2 separate regions of the Homo sapiens genome follow, and region 1 is linked to region 2. A link is a loop called in an ENCODE intact Hi-C map of the cell type or tissue named here. Cell type or tissue: Calu3. All regions are shown on one strand. Links, peaks and the distances in the headings refer to the core of each region. The heading gives the core; the rest is flanking DNA.

Region 1 (10,575 bases), core at 1,098-9,097, 470 kb before region 2:
ACAGAAGATTGGAGTGGGCTTATTGAGGGACTTGACTTTCAGGACTACATATAGTTTGTAATGAGTTACAGAGGCTTTATTTTAGAAGCAGGAACATATGATCAGAGTAGTGTTTTTGGAAAAATAATCTAGCAGAATAGGTAGAAAGGGAGACTGGCAGCAGAGAGTGGTTAGGAGACTTGCAATAGTCCAGATTTGAGGAATTCAAGACCAGAATTCAAAAGATAGAGGGTGGGTTTGGATTAGAACGGAAGGACAGACCTGAGAAAGAAACATTTTCTATGAAACAGTTGTTAGGGTCTGGGGACTAACCCTTGGGGACACAGGAGGCCGAGTTCTGTGCCTGCGTGAGTGGGAGAATTCTAGCATCTAGGCGTTCTTGGCAAGAGCTGGTAATATGTGCAAGAAGAAGAAATACATTTTACATTTCTTGAATTTAAAGATAATAACAGGTGTTAGAGTTGAAAACGTCCTGGAGAAAACATATTTGGTGCTCCAGAAGAAATCAGGCCTGGATAAAGAAATTAAAGATGCACAGAGGTAAGAGTTGGGCTGTGTGAGCAAATTAGGTAACAAGAAAGTAGTGTACCAAGTGAATATTACAGCACTTTTCTTTCCCATTTCTGTAAGAGAAAAGTGTGGGTCTAAGAGAATGGAAACATGTTCCTAGTCCAGTTGACTCACTTGAAACATGGGCAATAATAGAGCTCCCTGGCCTGAAAGTGGCGTTTCACAGATCGAGTGCCAGGCAGTGCACTGTAGAAGATGTGTGAAGTGTCTATAAATGCTGGGTTTCTGGATCTGTAATTGCACATTATTGCAAACAGGCTTTATTCTAGTGAGGGAGAATTATCATATCAATTATCCTAATTAATCTTTCCCAATTCCAACTACACTTTAATATACTGTCAATGTGTTTTTACATATATATGTATATTTATGTAAATACATTTATCTGTATACACTCTGTTAATTTGTATTATTTGTATGCTTTTCTTAAAAGTTGTTCCTTTTGGACTATTTTCACATGCACCTTTTCTCTTCCATTAGATTTTAATTGCCTGTGGCTAAGGAGCAGACCATCTGTTGGTTTCAATCCTCACTGTTTTCTCATTCATTCACTTTTGTATTGATTCCAGTTTATTTATTCATTCATTTATTCTCTCCAGACACTGTTAAGTTGCTAGGGTGCTGAATAAGACATAATTTCTGCCCTCAGGGAGTATACTATCTAGTTAAGGGAAGGAAAGGCACAGAAATATATAGCAGAAACAGTAACACATTAACAGAAAATTATGAGAACACAGAAGAGAAACATTTAATCCAGATTATATGGAGAGCGTTGGGGAGAAATGTAATTCAGGGAGAGTTTTTGGAGTAGTCGACTTCTGGGCTGAGACTTAAACAATAAAGTAGTGGTTACTAGGTAAATAGGAAGAAGGGTAGAAAATGGCATTACCGATGGTGAAAACAGCCTGAGCATACATAGACCCATTCACAAGAAAAAGTGAGGCAGTTTAGTGTTCTTGGAGCATAAAGTGAAAGGCAAAGAGCAGTGTAAGATGAGGTTGTGGGGCAAGCAGAGACCACTGGGGGGATTTGTATGCAGCACGTGGAAGCAGGGACTACATTCAGGGGTCAAATAGGGAGATCCTTAAATGCTGTTGGGTCAGATTTCAGTCTTAGGTGGCTGTTGAGAGGATGAATGTAAGAAGGACATTTCTGGTAGCTGGTCGAGGTTGGTGACGTTGAGGATCTAAATTAAGACAGTATTATAGGAATGGGGAAGAGGAGGCAAAGTCAAGAACAATGTGAACTATCAAACCAGCAGGACCTATTACTATAAATGAGAGGGAGGAAGGACCAAGGATGCTTCTTATGTAGCTGCCTTCTATTCCTGGGTGACTGGTTGCACAGTCTCCTTAGAGAATCCAGGAACAGAGAGAATATAGTGAGTTAATTTTTGGTTTTGTTATCTTCAATACATTGGGATTTTTAATACATCTATGACTATATTTGGAATTAAATCTAATTAATGGTTAGCAGAGATGTCTAGAGAATTAGAAATAACTCACCTTCAATATTTACCTTAACCATGTCTTCTCGTAGAAGCAGAGGTATGTATCACCTGAGGTCAGGAGTTCAAGACCAGCGGACCAACATGGAGAAACCCCGTCTCTACTAAAAATACAAAATTAGCCAGGCATGGTGGTGCATGCCTGTAATCCCAGCTACTTGGGAGGTCGAGGCACGAGAATCGCTTAAACCCAGGAGGCGGAGGATGCAGTGAGCCGAGATCATGCCATTGCACTCCAGCCTGGGCAACAAGAGCGAAACTCTGTCTTAAAAAAAAAAAAAAATTCTATGCATACGTCTGTCATAATTCTTTTACTTTGTTGGAATCTTTGGTTTTCTTTCCCATTTACCTACATAGTCACAGCCTAGTGTTTGATTCATAACCTCACTGTAAATGTGAGTGAGTGAATAACAAGTGAATAGATTACTGTTAAAATAATAATTTTTATTATTTGATTGTTAGGAAAGGTTTATATGTGGCTTATTCTCATTCTGATTCTTCTGTTTTAACTCCTAGTACCTTCCACTGGAAGAATCTCAAACAGCGCTACTTACTCAGGATCAGTGGCACCAGCCAACTCAGCTTTGGGACAAACCCAGCCAAGTGACCAGGACACTTTAGTGCAAAGAGCTGAGCACATTCCAGCAGGGAAACGAACTCCGATGTGCGCCCATTGTAACCAGGTCATCAGGTTGGTTGTTTTTTGAAATTTTCTTGAAAGTACTTAATATCAATGTTGGGTTTTTTTTTTTTTTTTGCATTTGGAAGTATGTGTAATGTAATTAGTGAAAATATTCTTGCCATAATCCTATAGAGTACTAATTATTGAGTAAATACGAATATCTATCTATGAGAATCTATTTTAATGAAAGGTAATACGGAGGTCTGTGAAAATAAAAGTACTAATTGCGTTCGTTATCAGTTATCAATTCCTATTAGAACTAAGGAAAAAGTGATTAATGTGGCCTTTCAGAGAATAATAAAATTTTAAGACTCAAAGGGACCCTGAAAGTCATTTATCCTAATTTCATTATTCTACAAATTATAGAAGTGAGGACATTCATTTAGATGAAAAATAACTAGTGACATTAAAGAACTTTGAGCCTTAGAGAAAAAGATGATTGGATTTTTGAGTACACAAGCACTGAAAGGTACCTTCAGACCTATTCATAAATGTTTTGAATGTTAGATTACGTAATGACCTGCTTCTTTAAAATACGTTTTATCCCAATCTATTTTATTGTCTCTTAAATTACAAGAAGAAAAAGTCTCAGATCTTAAGAATGCACTGTACTGCAGCTTATTGAATCTCTGAGTATTTCTGAATAAGGGGCTTTTAGAATGTTAGGTGGTGTAGGCACCAGTGCTGATTGCAGGCATCCCACCCAAAGGACCTTGTTGCACTTCGTGAGTTGCCTTGTTGGCAATAACAAATGGTCCTTTGAAGTGACTTCTCAAGCTCTCTTCTTTTTAAATTTATCCTACTTTGAAATAATTGAAACAGTGGCTTCTCTAAAGTTGAATAAGGTTAAAACTTAATTGCATTTTCATCTCTTCTATTACATAATTATAGCATAATGTTTCTAGGTAATATTTAAAATGGAGTCAGGAAACCTCAATACTTCATTTAGAGTCAAATATAAACACCCCTCTCTTTAGCCTACTATTAATTGAATAATATATGTGTCAAGAACATAGCACACAGTATGCCATTCAAAACTGAATAGTTTTTTTGTTTGTTTGTTTTAAAGGTAGTCAATGTTCATTGTGACGTTTAAAAAACATAGAAACACAGAAAACAAAAAACAAAGTTCACACATAATCCCACCTCCCAAGGTAACCTCTATTATCTGTTTTCTTTCAGACTTTTAAAACATTCACACATAAGGACAGATATTATTTTACAAAAATGGAATCCTAATACAGTATTTTGTAAGCTGCTATTTTTCCTTTAAATTGTATTTTTCAGAGTGAGCACCTGCTTAGTAAGAATTAGCCAGCAGCAGTGGTAGTAGTAATAGTGGTTATGGGGAGAAAGGGAAAATCAGTAAAGGTTTCCAAAGTCTAGAGCAGTATTCAACACACAGAAGGCATTCAGTAAATGTTTAACTGCATAGATCATGCATGACTCTAGACCCATTCATCATTTAGGCCATAATGTCAATTTGGTTAGTCATTTTCCTGAAAGTGCTAGTATGGGGTCTCTGTCTTATAGAAATATTTAAACTAATGTAAGATCTGGTATGTTGCTGCTTTATCCTAATAAAGAAAACAATGTTTTAGTACTACCTGCATTTAGCTGTTATATTTTTGGTTTAATATCGATAAAATAGAAACAAACTCTGACTTGTAACATTGCTTCTGTAAGTTACAGTACTTTGGTTGCCTAGACTGATGCTTAGGGATACTATATTCTGGATAAAAACACCTTTGTGGAGACAGGAGTCACTGCTGTTATTTGTATGCTATTGTAAGCAAGTAATTACTGGGTGAGTTAACAAAATGTCATACCACATCAGTTGCTGATTCATGTTGTGTAGTTATCAAATTCCATGATATCCTGTAATCACCACTTCCGGCACTTCTAAAAAACTTACTTAATATGGAGAAAATGTGAAGATCAAAGTAGAAATTACATTTCACCACCCCTACCTGCCTTGGTTTTAAATTTAATGCCAGGCCAGTATGCAATTTTAATGCACAGTCATCCTGCCGTGTAAAATAAATATGTATTATGCTAACATGAGTAGCCATCACTTATTGCTCCCTCATCTGTTAAATTTTATATTGTTCTGGATTATCCAGTACTTGTTATCAGTTAAGCATTAAAGCTTCATTTACTAAGGAAGTTAATAGGAATGGGGATTAGTTCATGTCAAGATCATGTAACAGTAATTAACATAGCACATTTGCCTGGTGCTCAAATGCTTAAGCAGCTTGAATCGATTGTGGTCAGTTCAGAGGCCTAGTCAAAGCATAATTCTAGTTCTTGGCCTCAGTGTCACTATTACTTAACCAAAGCAAGAAGACTTTAGATCAAGTGACATTCTCTTGGACACCTGTTTTAAAAACGAGCTGTAGTTTCAGGCTTGATACCTTCAATGCAGACTATTATACCCTAGCAAGCTTGGAGAAGTTTAAATTTATAATTTATATTGTGAGTTTTCTGTCATATAATTTATATTGTTTGTACCAATTTATATTGTTTTGTTTTATATTTACTTTTCAATATTTCGAATTTGCCAAAAACCATTTTTTATGTAAAGGCAAACTAAAGCACATTTTATGTTTTATTTTATTTTATTTATTTTTTTTTTTTCAGCAGAGTTGATTGTTTTAGAAAACCTCAGGAATCTGAATGTTAGAACTGAACTGGTTATCTCTTTATAGAGCACATTCAGTTTAAAATTCCGTAATCTTATTTGGATCTAAAGTTTAAAAATTTTTTGGTTTATTTGAATTGTGAAAAGTTTATGGATGTTTTGCCTAAATTGTATTATGGAGACATTACTTTGACTAGCTACGAATGAATAGGAAGTTACATTTTAGGAACTTCTGTTGAAGCTTTGATTAAGTTTGCTATGGGACATTTTCAGTCAAATTATGTTAGAAGCACCATTTATTTGACTCATACTTATGAATAGATTAACTGTTGGAGTGCTAGGATAATAGAGAATCATAGAAAATCAGGCAGTTGTAGCCAAAATCATATTTCAGTTTCCGTGGTAGAATGGGGTTTTGAACATTCTAGTTTATTTCTTAAGTGTTACATCTAGTGGCATTAAAATCTATTGACCATTTGTATTACATGGAGTTAACGGAACTATTTATGTTTAGCTTGACCTCTCTGTGAAAGAAATAAGGGGCTTATAGTGCTTGAATTTCTTCTTAAATATGGAATGCTTAAATAGCCACATTACTATTGTTTTGCCTTTGCCTACAGTACAGCACCAGAAAAACTATATACAGCCAATCCATTGTTTGTTCCAGTGAGAGAAAAAATTTTAACATTATTGATTTGTTTTTTGCTCAGTGATTTTCAAACCTCTCTCATAAGGAGCACCATCTCAGTTTACCAAGGAAAAACATGCATAATTTGTTGCCTGTTTTACCATTTATTTCAGTCTCTGAGCACCCCTTTATTTATAGGTTTTATTTATCATCCCCACTAATTAAGATTTTACTTGAAAATAAAAGGCCTCCTGGAAATGTATTATTAGCCCTTGTATTTAAGGAAACAACTAAAGACATTGACCAAGACTCATAAACAAGACAGAGACCAAGATTTCACTATTTACTGTTGTGAAAGATTAGAAAGAACATAAATGTGCAGCATCTATATAATGTAATTTTCAGATAATAGTTAAAGTTAAATGTGTTTTTAGCATATTCCAAATATTGCACCAAGAATTTTGCCTGAATTTTCATAACAACCCTGTGAGACAGTTGCTATGATTATTCCACTTCAAGGTTGAGAAAATTGAGGCATAGAGAAGTTACGTATTTGTTTGAAGTTGCATATGTAGTAGATAATGGAACCTGAATTTGAGTCCAGATTTGTCTAACTTTAATTTTTATTCATGCTTTTAACTACCACTACATAGGAAAATGTTTATAGTATCATATGAATATGGCAAAAATGAAATAAGGAACTCAAAAGTATGATTCCAATTTTATGTAAAGAAACTATACACCAAGATATATATTTAAGCCTGATAACAATAAAAATAGCTACTATATATTGAACTTGATTGGTATCATGCCAAGAACTTTTTTTTTTTTTTGAGATGGAATCTCCCTCTGTTGCCCAGGCTGGAGTGCAGTGGTGCGATCTCGGCTCACTGCAACCTCGGCTCACTGCAACCTCCACCTCCCAGGTTCAAGCAATTCTCCTGCCTCAGCCTCCCAAGTAGCCAGGACTACAGGCACCTGCCACCACGCCCAGCTAATTTTTTGTATTTTTAGTACAGATGGGATTTCACCATGTTAACCAGGATGGTCTTGATCTCCTGACCTCATGATCCACCTGCCTCGGCCTCCCAAAATGCTGGGATTAACAGGCGTAAGCCACCACACCCAGCCCATGCCAAGAACTTTATTAGTATTATTCTACTGGATTCCCAAAATAACTCCAGAGGATTGATATTATTCTTTTTTTTTTAATTTTTTATTTCCATAGGTTTTTGGGGAACAGGTAGTATTTGCTTACATGAGTAAGTTCTTTAGAGTTGATTTGTGAGATTTTGGTGCACCCATCACCAGAGCAGTATACTCTGAACCTAATTTGTAGTCTTTTATCCCTCACCCACTTCCCATCCTTTCCCCTTGAGTCCTGAAAGTCCATTGTGTCATTTTTATGCCTTTGCATCCTCATAGCTTAGCTCCTACTTATGAGTGAGAACATACGATGTTTGGTTTTCCATTCCTGAGTTACTTCACTTAGAATAGTAGTTTCTAGTTCCATCCAGGTTGCTGTGAATGCCATTAATTTATTCTTTCTATGGCTGAGTAGTATTCCATTGTGTATATATACCACAGTTTCTTTATCCATTGATTGATGGGCATTTGGGCTAGTTCCATATTTTTGCAGTTGTGAATTGTGCTGCTATAAACATGCATGTGCAAGTATCTTTTCCATACACTGACTTCTTTTCCTGTTAGTAGATATATTCTTATGCCTGTTTTACAGATGGAAATACAGAGGCTTAGATTAATTTGCCCAAAGTCACAAAGGTGGTTAAATAGTAGAGCCAGGGCTGGAACCCATCTGCTTGATTCTGAAATACATTCATTCATTCATTAAATATTTATTGAGGGTCCTATAATGAACCAGGCACTGTTTTATCCCACTGTTTTTAGGAATATAATAGTAAGCAATACATATAGCCAGTGTGCTTTAGAAAAAAGACCAAAAGAGAACTATACCCCAAAATTAAGAGTTATAATGTCCAGATAATAGATTGGATGTGATGTTTATTTTCTTCTCTCTCCGACTTCAGTCTTTCTAATTTATTGCACAAGAGTTTGTGTGTTTGTGATGAATGAATATACACACAATGATATCTATTACTGTATTACATCAGAAAAACACCCTCAGTAAACCTGCCATAACTGAAGACTATGGCAGTGTACTTTTATTCGTAGTGTTTGAATGAGAAAGAAGATAATAGATAATAAACAAGTTGAACAGTTAAATATTCTCATCTCCCCTCTAAAATTATTTTGTACAGCATATATGTATTCTTAAACTCATGTAGATTACTTGGGGCTCACTTTTCTAGTTTCTCATCTAATGCAGGAGTATAAGCAACATTCGTTGAGTATTTTGTGTGCCGCTGTCCTTAGATATCACTGGCACAGAAATCAAAGACATGCTCTTTTTTCTTAAGAAGGTTACTGTTGTGAACCGAATTGTGTCTTCCCAAAATTCATTTGCTGAAATCCCAAATTCCAGTACCTCAGAATGGGACTATATTTGAAGAGGGCATTTGGTCTTTAAAGAGGTAAAATGAGGTCAGTAGGGTGGGCCTTAATTAAATTTAACTGGTGTCATTATAAGAGGAAATTGAGACACTGACACATATTGAGGGAAGACCATGTGAAGACACATGGAGAAGATGGCCATCTATACACTAAGGGGAGAAGCCCTCTTGACATCTTGGTCTTGAACTTTAGCTTCCAGAACTGTGAGAAAATAAATTCTTGTTGTTGAAGCCACCCAGTCTGTGGTACTTTGCTAAGGCAGTCCTGGCAAACTAATTCAGTTTATAGTCTAATAAAAAATACAGACAAGCAAATCAACAACCAAATTAATATGGTAAGTCGAACAGAGATGCATCTAGGATTACATCAGTGCAAAAAGGAGAGGTAAGGATTATCCAACTTTAACAAACCAATTTATTTTATTTGAAAAGAATGGAAAGCAGTAAGGTTCAGAAGTCTATTCATAATCAAATGAATATTTTGTACAACAAATGTCCATTGAAAACTTCTATGCAAGTTACCATACTGGCACCATGGTATATATTTCTAGTCTACCCCGTGCTCACACCCGAATGATGGGTGTGACTGGAAGGAATCCCACAATCACACTAACCAGTCTCCTTTTAAATTCATCACTACTAATCTCAGGTATGTTCCTTCTTTTCCCTGGGTATATTCTTAATAGTAATGAAAGACTGCTGTTTCTCTAATATGTTTACTTTCCCACTTTCCCCAAAAAACCCATTTCACATCTTCTTTCTCCTCAAACTTCTAAAATCTCCTTTCCCATCCTCACTATTAGCTGATGACTTTGATTCCTCTTTCACTTTTTTATGTAGGAAAGGGAACAAAAAAGGCATACAACATAGAGAAAATAGATAGCAAAATGCCACTAATAAATCCTACTTTATCAGTAGGTTACATTAAACATAAATATATCACACACTCCAGCTAAAAGAGAGAGTGGAAGGGTAGATAAAATTATGATCTAACTATAAGTTGTCTACAAGAGACACAGTTTAAAATAAAAGATACAAATATGTTACAAGTAAAAGTATAGAAAAAAATATATTATGCAAATAGTAACCAAAAGAGAGTGAGAATGACTGTACTAATATCAGATAAAATCGATGTTAAGACAAAAAAAATTACTAGAGACAGAGTAGTACATTTTATAATGATAAAAAGCTCAATCCATTAAGAAAATGTGAGTTATAAACACATATTTACCTAACAGCATCAAAATAAGTGAAATAAAAACTGTCAGAATGGAAGGGAGTAATATATACAATTCAATAATAATAGTTGGAAACTTCAACACTCCATATTAATTAATAGATATAATTGATTACTGGTCAGAATAGCAAAAAGAACTAGAAAACTTGAACAACACTAAATACCAAGTATACTTCACCAGATATCTATAGAACATTCCACTCAGCAACAGCAGAATCCAGCAGAATATATATTCTTCTGAAGTGTATGTGGAACATTCTCCGGGATAGACCATATGTTAAGTCATAAAACGAGTTTCAATAAATTTAAAAGGACTGAGATCATACAAAGTATGCTCTCTGACCAGAATGGAATGAAATTAGAAATCAATAACAGAAGAAAATTTGGGAAATTCACAAATATGTAGAAATTAAAAAACACATTCCTTAAACAACCAGTGGGTCAGAAAAGAAATCACAAGGGAAACTAGAAAATACTTTGAGCTGAATGAAAATGAAAATGTAATATACCAAAACTTATTGAATGCAGCTAAAGCAGTGCTTAGATGGAAATTGATAGCTGGCAAATGTCTGCATTCAGAAGGAAGAATCATCTCAAATCAGTAACATTGCCTTCTACCTTAAGACTCTAGAAAAAGATCAAACTAAGTCCAAAACTTAGAAGGAAGGCAAGAACAAAGATTACAGCAGAAATGAATGAAATCGAGAATTTAAAAAAAATCAATGAAACCACAAGTTGGTTCCTTGGAAAGATCAACAAAATTGACAAACATTGGCTAA
Region 2 (10,575 bases), core at 881-8,880:
TAATTTCTTTAAAAAGAAGTACATAATATACATAATAGTACCTAAAGTAGAGAGACTCTGTGATATGGTAGATAGACAGTTTTAAAGCTGAAACAATTTGAGTTTAAATGCTGGGTCTATAGTCTATCCATTATCTGTGTGCAGATCTCTTAAACTTTGAGTCTTAATTTTCTCATCTGAGAAATGAGGATGATAGTGTTTACCCATGGAATTACCAGATATAGTAGAGGTTGTCTATATAATGTCTCATTGAGCTCCTTGCACTGTATTAAATATAGCTGTTACAATTTAATACATAAAATATCCTCCTGAAAGGATTATGGGTCTTTCTTTATTCTGTATGAGGTGTATACTAGGTAAAAGACATGATTTTAATCAAAATACCAAAATGTCTGTTTTTCTGTTTAAATCTTTAAGTATCTTGAATACTTCATTTTAAAATGTAATCTCATGTTTTCGTTTGAACAGAAGACTGGGGTAGTCTACCCCACAGATGCCTAACTCTCACTATTTCTTCTTTCAGCAAACTTCCTTGATAACATGCTTTTGCGAAGTGCAGGAAAATTAAATGTGGGCACCAAGAAAGAGGATGGTGAGAGTACAGCCCCCACCCCCCGTCCAAAGGTCTTGCGTTGTAAATGCCACCACCATTGTCCAGAAGACTCAGTCAACAATATTTGCAGGTTGGTGATATAAATGATTTAAAGCTAGCTTTAACAAAAAGTCACACTTTTTCAACTATGCAACTGTAGGCTAGTGTTTCAAAGAACACATTTTAGAGAACAATGCCTAACACTATCGTAAACTCTTAGAGCTGTGCTTGTATTAGAGAAATATTGAATTGTGTTTCACCCTGAAACAATGTTCTAAGCTTCTTTTTGATCCCTCCAGACAGCTCACATACACATGAACACAGACCTCAGATCCCAGGCTCCTGGTAAAGGTGCAAATGCCAATTATTTTCTTTCAAAAGACCTGGTCCCCACAATTAGTTAAACATCAGAGGCTGTCAAATGCGTGTGATTTTGTTTGTTTGTTTGTTTGTTTGTTTCAAGCATTCATCATGCTGATGTTAGTATTTTGGAAAGAACACCTAAGCTGCTGGGAATATTCATAAACTGACTCTGGGAAGCAGTGCAGTGGTAGAGCTCATGCGATTCCCCAAGTTGCTAAGAAAGACATTGTCCAAATACTAGAAAATACTCTTTAATAGGTAATCATGTTCTTATAGATACTTTATAACATTTGAAACTGAACTATTTTGCCTTTTTCTTCCTTAAATGCCTTTATGCAGCTCCATCCATTCCTCTGATCACTATAGCTGCATTTACTCCTTACGGTAAGGTCAACAGTGGATAAAGAGCTATAGCCTAATGAGGCCAGTGTGTGCCAAGAGAGAAGTGGGTCAGCTATCTAGAAGAGCACAGCCCTCGAGTTAAAATGTCAGAGAAGCAGAGTGTGCCTTAAGCTTCAAGAGAGGGCGTGGACTTAAATAGAAAGGTGGACTGCTAGGTTTAGAGCCCAGGTAGAATATCTGAGCAACCATTTGAGGCTTCATTAGCCAGAAGGTACGCAAAGCTGAGTTGAATGCTTTTTTTTTTTCCTTTCTGAGAGCTTTTTAAAAAAGGTTTTTAAGTTTCCCATGAAGCAAAATCTAATATAAGCTTACCAGGGTATTCCAAGAACCTTGTATATTTAGCACAAGAAACATGACTGAGTAACACAGGGAGGGAAACCTGGGTGTATTCATAAATATATATCTCATTTAATCAGCAAAACAACTTATTCTCACCTTTAGACAAATGAAATTTGGGATCCAGAGAGGTCTAGTAACTTGACTCTTGTACTACAAAGTTGTGACCACTGAATTTTTTTGCCAAGGTAAAACGATTCCAAAGCTCAGTTTTTTCCAGGGAAACACTGCCTCTTTATAGTAAATAGAAAAAGTATCAGGAGAGTTTAAAAATGTTTGAAAGAAAGCAAAATTAGCAGGAGCAAACAAAGTAGCGTGGGGTATTTTACTATTGTGTCTTAAGTCTGTGGTATTCAGAATACGCCTGTGTGTGTCATTTGAGCTATTGTCCTGGTGATCAGGATTTTCCAAATATTTTGTCCTGTTTTCCTGATAAGCCATTTGGATGTCCTAAGTTGGTTTGATAGAAAGTGTTCAGTCAGGGTATCTGCAGTGGAAATTCTGTTGTGGGAAGAAGCTTGGCGTGTTCAAAAGAAACTGTTTTTTCTAGAGTACAGGGAGTAGGATCAGGGAGTAGGAACAGTAGAGCATAGTGGTAGGAGCTGAGACAGGAGGTATAGTGACTGTGACCTGGTGGGCTATATTAAGAACGTGATCTTATTCCTAAGGGTGTTGGGAAGCAAGTGAAGGGAGTTTTGCAGCAGGAGTGGTGGTAGGGTTGACATGATCTGATTTGTTTCTTTGCTGCAGAATATTGGATGTATTAGAAGGAGACAGAAGTGAATTCAAGAACAGTTAGGTCAGGGAAATTGAACAGTGGATTCAGTAAAATCAGTTCATGTGCAAGAAAATGATCTTGAGCTAGGGTGGTGCTGGTGTAGGAGTGAGTGAGATCTATTTGAGAAATATTTAGAAGATAGAGCTGTATGATGATGGATTAGATACCATCTAGGAGGACAACCAGAGAGGCTTTATAAGTTTCCAGATGTAGATTTAAATGCATAAGGTAGACTTTTAATGAAAGAGGACAGATGAAAAGAACCAAGTTCCAATCTGGACATGATACATTTGAGGATTTTTATGTATCTGAGTAGAGGTATCAGTATGCAGTTGGATATGGATCTGGGGCTCAGAGAAGAGGTTGAGGAGAGAGGTCAAAATGTGCATAGCATTAGTCACTGTTTGCGGTGAAACAGATAACCTCAGAACCACAGTGGCTTATAATTAAAAACACTTATTTTTCATTCAGGGGTTTGTAAGGAGGCTGTATCCGTGCTGCACTCTGCTGGGATTAGGTGGGCTTCACTTCATGCTGCTGTTTGAGTTTAGGCCTGCTGCACATTTCTTCATTTTTTTTTTTTATTTTGGATCAGCAGCTACCCAAGGCATATTGTTTCTCACAGGAGTGTAAAGGAGTAATCTTTTAAGGCTTCTGCTCATATTGTGTCCTCTGACATTGAATTTTCCAAATCAAGTGACAAAATCAAGGTCACAGTCAAGGGGAAGCATTGTCCCTGGTAAAGTATGAAGAATTGGGATTAATAATAGAACAATCTACCAGTGTATGACTTGGCCATGAGACATTTAATGCTTGGGTAAAGGGGATGTCTGCAAGATACTAAAGAATTCACAATAAAGCAGTGAGTATGGTGTCACTGAAGCCAGGTTTACTTAGAGAGGTAGTAAGGTCAGCTATGTTGGATCTATTAGAGAGTAGAATAAGAACTGAAAAATGGCAATCAGATTTATAGACACTGATAACTGCAGTTTAGAGATATTTAATGTAGTAGAGATGGAAGTCAGATTAAAATGGGTTGTGTTATATGGTTGTCAAACTTTGATTTATGACAGCAAAGAAAAAGTAAACAAAAATACAGAAGAAAGAAAAACAGCCACAGTAAAAATGGAATCCCTCAAAAGAACATAGATATACCATTGCCGTCAACATCAATGGATTAACTTGTAGAAGTTAACAGAAAACTAATATTTATTGAATTTTTAATAAATATTAGCATGTTTACTTTTACCTTTCTTTATTCATTATAACATTCCTATAAAGAATGTAGCACTATCTATGTTTGCTAGGTGAGAATTCCGAGGCTCTAAAAAGTTAAGTAATTTTCCATAGTTATGATGATATGATAGAAAAATTGTGGCCGGGACTCCAAAGTCCTGAATTCTTGGCCAGCGGCCAGTTCTGACATTGGTTCTGAAAGGAGCAAACATTCACTCTTGAGTAAAAGGCACATGTATTTTCCTAATGAAGTATTGATTCCAGTTGAATCTTCCTGTGAGCTGAGATCAGTCATATGTGACTCACAGGGGCCACATTTGTTTCTTTGTCCTAAGACCTATATAAATCCAGGACTTTCTACTTCCATTCCTGTAAGCACACTCTACTCTCTACCCTCCAAATCGGTACTTCTCAGGCTATCTCTAGTGAAAGATAATTTTCTCTCCACAATAAATTGTATACTGATACTTTGCTAAATTATAATAAAAAAATTCTTAGAAAAATTAATTTTTAAAATACTTACAAAATACATGCTCCATTTTTATTGCCTAATATTTACCTTCAACAGACATAAATTTGTTCCTTTAGATTGCTATACAAGTTTTCATTTTTAAATTCACCCCTTCCCAGATCAGTAGCAAGCAGTTTGCTGACCTGCAGGGGAACACACCTTGAGTAATGCTACACTAAGTATTACCCTTCTAGGTAAAACAGTTTAAAGGATAAGGTTGTATTTTCTAATGTGTACCTTAGAAAAGGGCTGGTCTAAATTGTCTGGCTTGAGGCCTTGTACCACCCAGATCTTAGTCAAACTGAGTGTTGTGGTAGGTTTCATGTTCATTATCACTTCCACCTCCCTGGAGAGAATAATCCAAAAGGAGGCAAGAGTGAATAGTACTTAAAAGAGAACCTGAAATCTCACATGCTAATTTAGAGGACATGTGCAAGGTTTTAGAGGCTTGTAAACTCCTTTTCAGTACCATTAATTACTCTATCAGCCTTCGCCAAGGCCAGAGTCATTCTTGGCTTGATCTCTGTCAGGTGCAGATACGGCTGCTTCCAAAATCCATGCCATTTCCACTGCTCATGATATTCACATTAAAGGATGTAGTACAAACATAGTGTGACTGAATACAGTAATAGAGCCTTTTTTATATTTATATTTCAAAGTAAGGGGTAAAGCCATTGTCCTCTCTCCCTCGAGATACCATCTGTTTTCTAAATATCTTTCCATGTGTCAATTTGCGTTGTAATCCATCGAGTTCCATTTCCAGATTCTACTCCTAGGATGACAGACCATCACTGCATACCTTGAGTGCTATAGTTTCCTTGAGTAACTCTCCTTATGTGGCTTTCAACATGCCAGTGTTCTGTTTCAGTTTCCTGTCCTAGCAAGTGTTATCTCAGCCTTGTTTATATATTTTTTCTCTATATAATCAGATCTGGCTTTGCATATCATTCCTTGTTTTACTTGATGTGGTCTGTAATCACATTTTTGTTTCTATCTTACCACCTTTCTCAAGTCCCTCCACTTCCTCACGCATGTTATGCATTTAAAAAATTATTTTTGACTATTTTCTTCAAAGACAATCTTTAATACTTCTTTACTTATCTTATTGGTTTCTTACCAAGAATTCTCCTGCCTGGGCAGTTTTCAGGGTTTACAGATGTAATAAATCAAATTGAATGTTTGCACAAAGGATGTGCAAATGACACCAGGCTGCTTAAATGAGGAATTAGATAAGCCTCCAACTCTGTATCCTGAAGAGTCACAGGTGGAAGAAGGAAAAGCTTAGGGGCTGGAGCCTTTTTACAAAGTTTGTGTTAACTCAGGCTTTTTAAACCTCTTACTGAGTGTGGTGGTATGTTTTCAAACAGGTGCTCCTGACCGTAGGTCTCAGAGGATTTAAGCGTGCATTGTTCCAGCTTGTTTGCACGTTTTACCTTGCATACTGAATGTCATTATAAACCATCCAGGGTTTTATTTTTTCCACGGTTGCCCAGGCCATTTAAATATTGATCTATTTAATTATTTTTTTCCAGTAGAAGATGTTGATTTCAAACCATTGCACCTAAGAGAATGGTGGGTTCTTCATTAGAACTTCTTTTTATTATTATTATTATTATTATTATACTTTAAGTTTTAGGGGACGTGTGCACAATGTGCAGCTTTGTTACATATGTATACAACATGTGCCATGTTGGTGTGCTGCACCCATTAACTCGTCATTTAGCATTAGGTGTATCTCCTAATGCTATCCCTCCCCCCTCCCCCCACCCCACAACAGTCCCCGGTGTGTGATGTTCCCCTTCCTGTGTCCATGTGTTCTCATTGTTCAATTCCCACCTATGAGTGAGAACATTCAGTTATAAGAGGCTGTGATTTTAAATTCACATATGGAGGCTTTTATAAGGAATAACTCTCCTCTTGTACCTCTCATTAGTCATCAATGAGAATTTTAGACGGTCCCAGTTTGTTGCTGGAGTTAATAGAAAGTGATAGTGCAGGGCGCTTTAAAATTATACAGAGAGAACTCTTGAAGATTTTTGAGCAGAGACAATGTAGGATTTATCAGGCTTGCTATATGGAATGGATTAGAGTTAGGAGAGGAGAGAGGAAGTCCTGCAGGAAGGCTCTCAGAGCTGTCAAGGTGAGATGTGGTGAGGGTCCGCATTGGGTGAAATTATACTAATGCTGGTTGAATGTAAAAACTGAGACAATTTCAAAAAATCTTGTACCTCATAGAAAAAATAAACAAAATGCTAAATCATTTGGCAAGGGTACCAGGGAAGGATGTCTGATAGTTACATGATCTTGAGGATAAATAAAAGGGGCATCTCTCACATTGGTACTTCGTCGTTAATGTTGTAACTTCACCTTCTCCCAATACTGTGACCCCTCAGAAGGAAAGCCAGGGAAGGGGAAAGTAGACTCATATGTATTTCACGCTATATTCCGTCCACTGCTATGGGAATCCATCATCTAAGATGATAGGGGAAAAGAAGTAGGATTCTATTACTTTAATAATTACCACACTCAGCATTCTTCTTTGGTTACTTCACAATCAGTAGAAAACACTTAGGCAGCTTATGATGTCTGTCCCTATTCCTGGAAGTTAAATGACTTTTCTCTTTTCCAGGATTGGTGGCCTTCGTAGACTATGAGTTCCTCAAAATGCACCCTTGCATACTCAGCACCCAGCTCTGCTGGAGTCATAGTATGCTTGATAAGTGTAAAACATACCACTGTTAACAAAGCTATGAGCAGCTTTCAGCTATTTTAGTTAATGGACTAAAAAGCTGCACCCTTTAAATGGTAATTCTAAAAGTTATGTGTATCTTTGCGTTTACCTGTGACAAAAACTGAAAACTGACTTTACTCCCTTGAGTGAGAAATAGATATTTTAGAAGAAAAGATGTTCTTAAGAACTTGTTTACAGATGACCTAAAATCAGTTAACCTTTAAAAATCAATTCTGACTAAAATGTAAAAGAAATTCAAAAGAAATTTAAGAGTTGTTGTAGGAAAACTGTTAATCTTTCCAGCCAGGTGCAACTGAGCAGATAGATACCCATCATATAAATATAATGCTTTCAAATTTCCTATCACTTGATTGAACAGAGCAGATAAACTCTTTTTAACTAATACTTTAAATAATTGTTTTACAGTTAAATGAATCTTTATGAAGATCTAAACTGTTAGAGGAAAAGTTCTACAATAGTCTCTTCTCAACTGTGGTGGCTATATGAACAACCCTGGGGTTTACAATAAAGAAACATAAGATCTTAGTGGAATAATAGAATTAAAGGGACCAAAGTTTGGGTAAACCTTGTAAACACTATATTCATGTGAAATAAAGATGCTATCAGTGCAGTTTTAGACATCTTCTAAAATTGGTTTCTAACCATTCTACAACAACTAATGAATGAGTTGGGTTCCAGAAGGCTATATTATAAATCTGTTTTGACCATAATAAATGAAATAAATTTTTGACCATAATAAATGCATCTATTCTCTGAATGCGTATCTACCTAAAAAGAGTATCGCTTGGTCCCTTGAAGTTTTAAAACAGGTAGACACCTTTTTTGCAAGTGTATGTTCACCTGGGCACACTGAAAATCTCTTGAGGTGGTTAAATGCCTGATGATTTTTCTAGATGTTCCTTCTAGACAGTCCTTTGCTTTTGGAATATTTGGGGAACTTAAGGAGCCTAGAACCTGTATAATCATCCAAGAATTGTAACAAAATTGTTCCTGTTTTGCTTTTCTTTCTTTTTCATATTCTTTTTCTTCTCTCCCTGAATCCTCTTCAAGAAAAACAAGACTTGCATTATCACTGCTTTGACTTCATGCAGTCTTTAAATTCTCAAGTGCTTTGCTTTTTCATGAGTTAACATTATGTCAGAAGGCAGTTAGCACTGGTGACTGAATATCTTGTGCACTCAACTACTGTTTCATTTTGCTATCACTTTTCTTCGTCTATAACACAGGGACAGCATTTTTGAAATGTTACATCAATTGTCTTTTTATTTCATTCATAATCATTACTACAGTTCCCTGATTCATCCTATGTTCATGTATATATCTCACTTATTTTCAATTTTGTTTAAAATTATTTCCACTTTTATTTCCTTCATGATTCTTCATCTCATCTTTTTATCACTTCCAACACTCTGGGAACGAGGGTAACAATCTCTATACAAAACTAAGCTTAAACATGGCAACCAGGCAGCAGAATGTTCACATAGGCCAATGGTAAGAGTTAATTGTGACAGCCTGTAGCCGTCTCTTAGAGGTGGGCAAAATTGATTAGCTTTGACTGCGGAACATAGCTTTGTTTCCATTTGTACTTGCTTTAGGGTTGCAAGTTTTCAAGTAATTCTTGAACTTCTGTAATTGTAGTGCTAGTTTCCAGTTGATGTTCCTTGCTGGAGAGCAATGTCAGTGAGGAGCATATAAATTAATTTGCTTTGTGGCAGCTAATATTCCATTGAAATGGCTGTCTCGCCTCCTTTCTTGTCTTCCAACTAAATATTTGATTCCTTTATGAATTTATGGCTTATAGGGGAAGGGACTATTTTCTCAGGGTCTCCCCTCTTTATATTTTTAGCTCCTCTCTCTTTGCAGACAAGGGGTGTGTATTTTTAAAGCTTGAATTTACTGTCTCTGATGTTTCTTTAAATTTCCTAGGACATCATAGCAGTAACTTGACAATAGCTTTACCAGCTTTTTCTGTTCCATTTCTTTTTTATTCTTAACAGTTGCCTAGAAGTGCATTTCTATTTACTCCTATTTTGAGTAAGAAGAACCCATGATAAGGAGAAATTAGTCTTTAGATTTAATTTAGGGTACTTCTCTAGCCCCTATACCTTCCTGATATCATAAAATTAGGATGACCATATTTTCCGGTAATTTTTGAATTTTGATTTAGATGAGAAATGTAAGTTATACATGTAGTCTAAATATGAAGGAAAAGAATAAAAAAGTCACAGGTGTTACTTGTTCATATTGTTTAAAGTAAATTTCTAAGGAACAGATATTTTAATTATTCCCTTCGGTGTTTACATGTTTTACATTTTTATAGCAATTTCAGTAAATTGGTTAAAAAGGCCTGAAGAGTTCAAGGCATGGGCTGTTCAGAGACAGTCTTTCTTCCACAACAATATTCATGCTTTTTGACCTTGGTGTAAGAGAGGGATTTATCATTGGCCCTTTTTAGCCATTCATTAGTATGTTTGAATTTTGTTGTGCTGGCTCTTATAAAGTGAAGTATTTTGGACCACTTGAGGCTTATAAACCAAGTAAACAATTCTGAGGGTGTTGATAATAACTGAAGGGCTAACATATAGCAGCATGCTGCTACCACTAAGACAGAATAGACAAACCCACAAATCATGGCTAGTATCGTTCTCAGAGCTTTATTCCCATGACCTTTCAAGATTACATTGCCATATCTGTCTTGGACGCTGAGCATGCATATATATGAGAAAAGGATAGAGATATAGTTTAGTACTTTATTTCTTAAGACATTCAGTGCTGGTTTATGACTTATATTGAGAGTCTGCTGGCATTCATCACCCAAAGTTGTGAAGATATCAATGTCTGTTTACAAACAGTTCTGTATATAACAGATGTGTTTTTTATTTTAGTCCCAAAGGGCATAGCAGAAAACACATGGTGAAGTGAGAGGCCCTTGATTCAAGGCCCAGTTCCATAACTGTTTGTTCTTTGATCTTGTACAAGTTTGCTACACTTTTATAATTTTAATTTCCTCATCTGTAAGATAGGAATAATAATACTTTCTTTTTCTTATTGTTGAGAGGATTAAATGATGTAGAATAAGTGAAAGTTATTTTTAATCTGGAAAACCATACAGAATTTAAAATTTTATTTCCTCTCCACTGTCTTATCAAGAACCCTTCTTTCTGTTGCCCATCTTTACCCCACCCCCAAATGAAGCCTATACTTCTTACAACAAAGCTTAATTTCTTTATATGACAGGACAGCCCAGAAGCAGAGGTACTAAATGTCAGAATCTCAGTTATGCCATGCTGATCCCAAATCCTACCTGTCTTTAGTTTTTGTGCTTTAATAAGAAATAAGTGTATTTCACTATCTCAGAGCAAGAACAGTATAAACAGTCACCTGCCTGGATTCACACCCTTGCACTCCTTCTCACTAACTGTAAGACTTTTGAAAGTTACTCAAGCCCCCTGAGCCTCAGTTTCCTCATATAGAAAGCAACAGTAGTGCTACCTTCCTCACAGAGTTTGTCTGGATTTGTCTGGAAAAGTAGTATCTGTGAAGGGCCAAAATAAGTGTTCAGTAATTGGTATCTATGGTTTTTCATGGTAATTAATGATGTATAT

What was found. Hi-C counts contacts between places; a loop is a spot of excess contacts. Peaks named below come from ENCODE experiments on the same cell type or tissue, not always from the same donor. Only the 100,000 strongest peaks of a DNase experiment are listed, where the experiment ranks them.
Region 1: it touches region 2 in a loop (3-fold over the local background); 3 of 110 quality-filtered maps call a loop at or near these places.

The regions. Positions count from the first base shown.
Region 1 is chr4:94,637,683-94,648,257 of GRCh38, forward strand. It overlaps PDLIM5 (PDZ and LIM domain 5), which reads left to right. Exons shown (of 13, transcript NM_006457.5): 9 at 2,594-2,768. Among named protein-coding and RNA genes, the nearest start is that of BMPR1B-DT, 110 kb to the right of the region's middle. In Calu3, for the core only: no CTCF peak of the experiment used is centred there; a DNase peak (open chromatin) is centred at 5,019.
Region 2 is chr4:95,103,885-95,114,459 of GRCh38, forward strand. It overlaps BMPR1B (bone morphogenetic protein receptor type 1B), which reads left to right. Exons shown (of 13, transcript NM_001203.3): 4 at 524-683. The coding sequence starts at 541. Among named protein-coding and RNA genes, the nearest start is that of BMPR1B, 350 kb to the left of the region's middle. In Calu3, for the core only: no CTCF peak of the experiment used is centred there; a DNase peak (open chromatin) is centred at 3,897.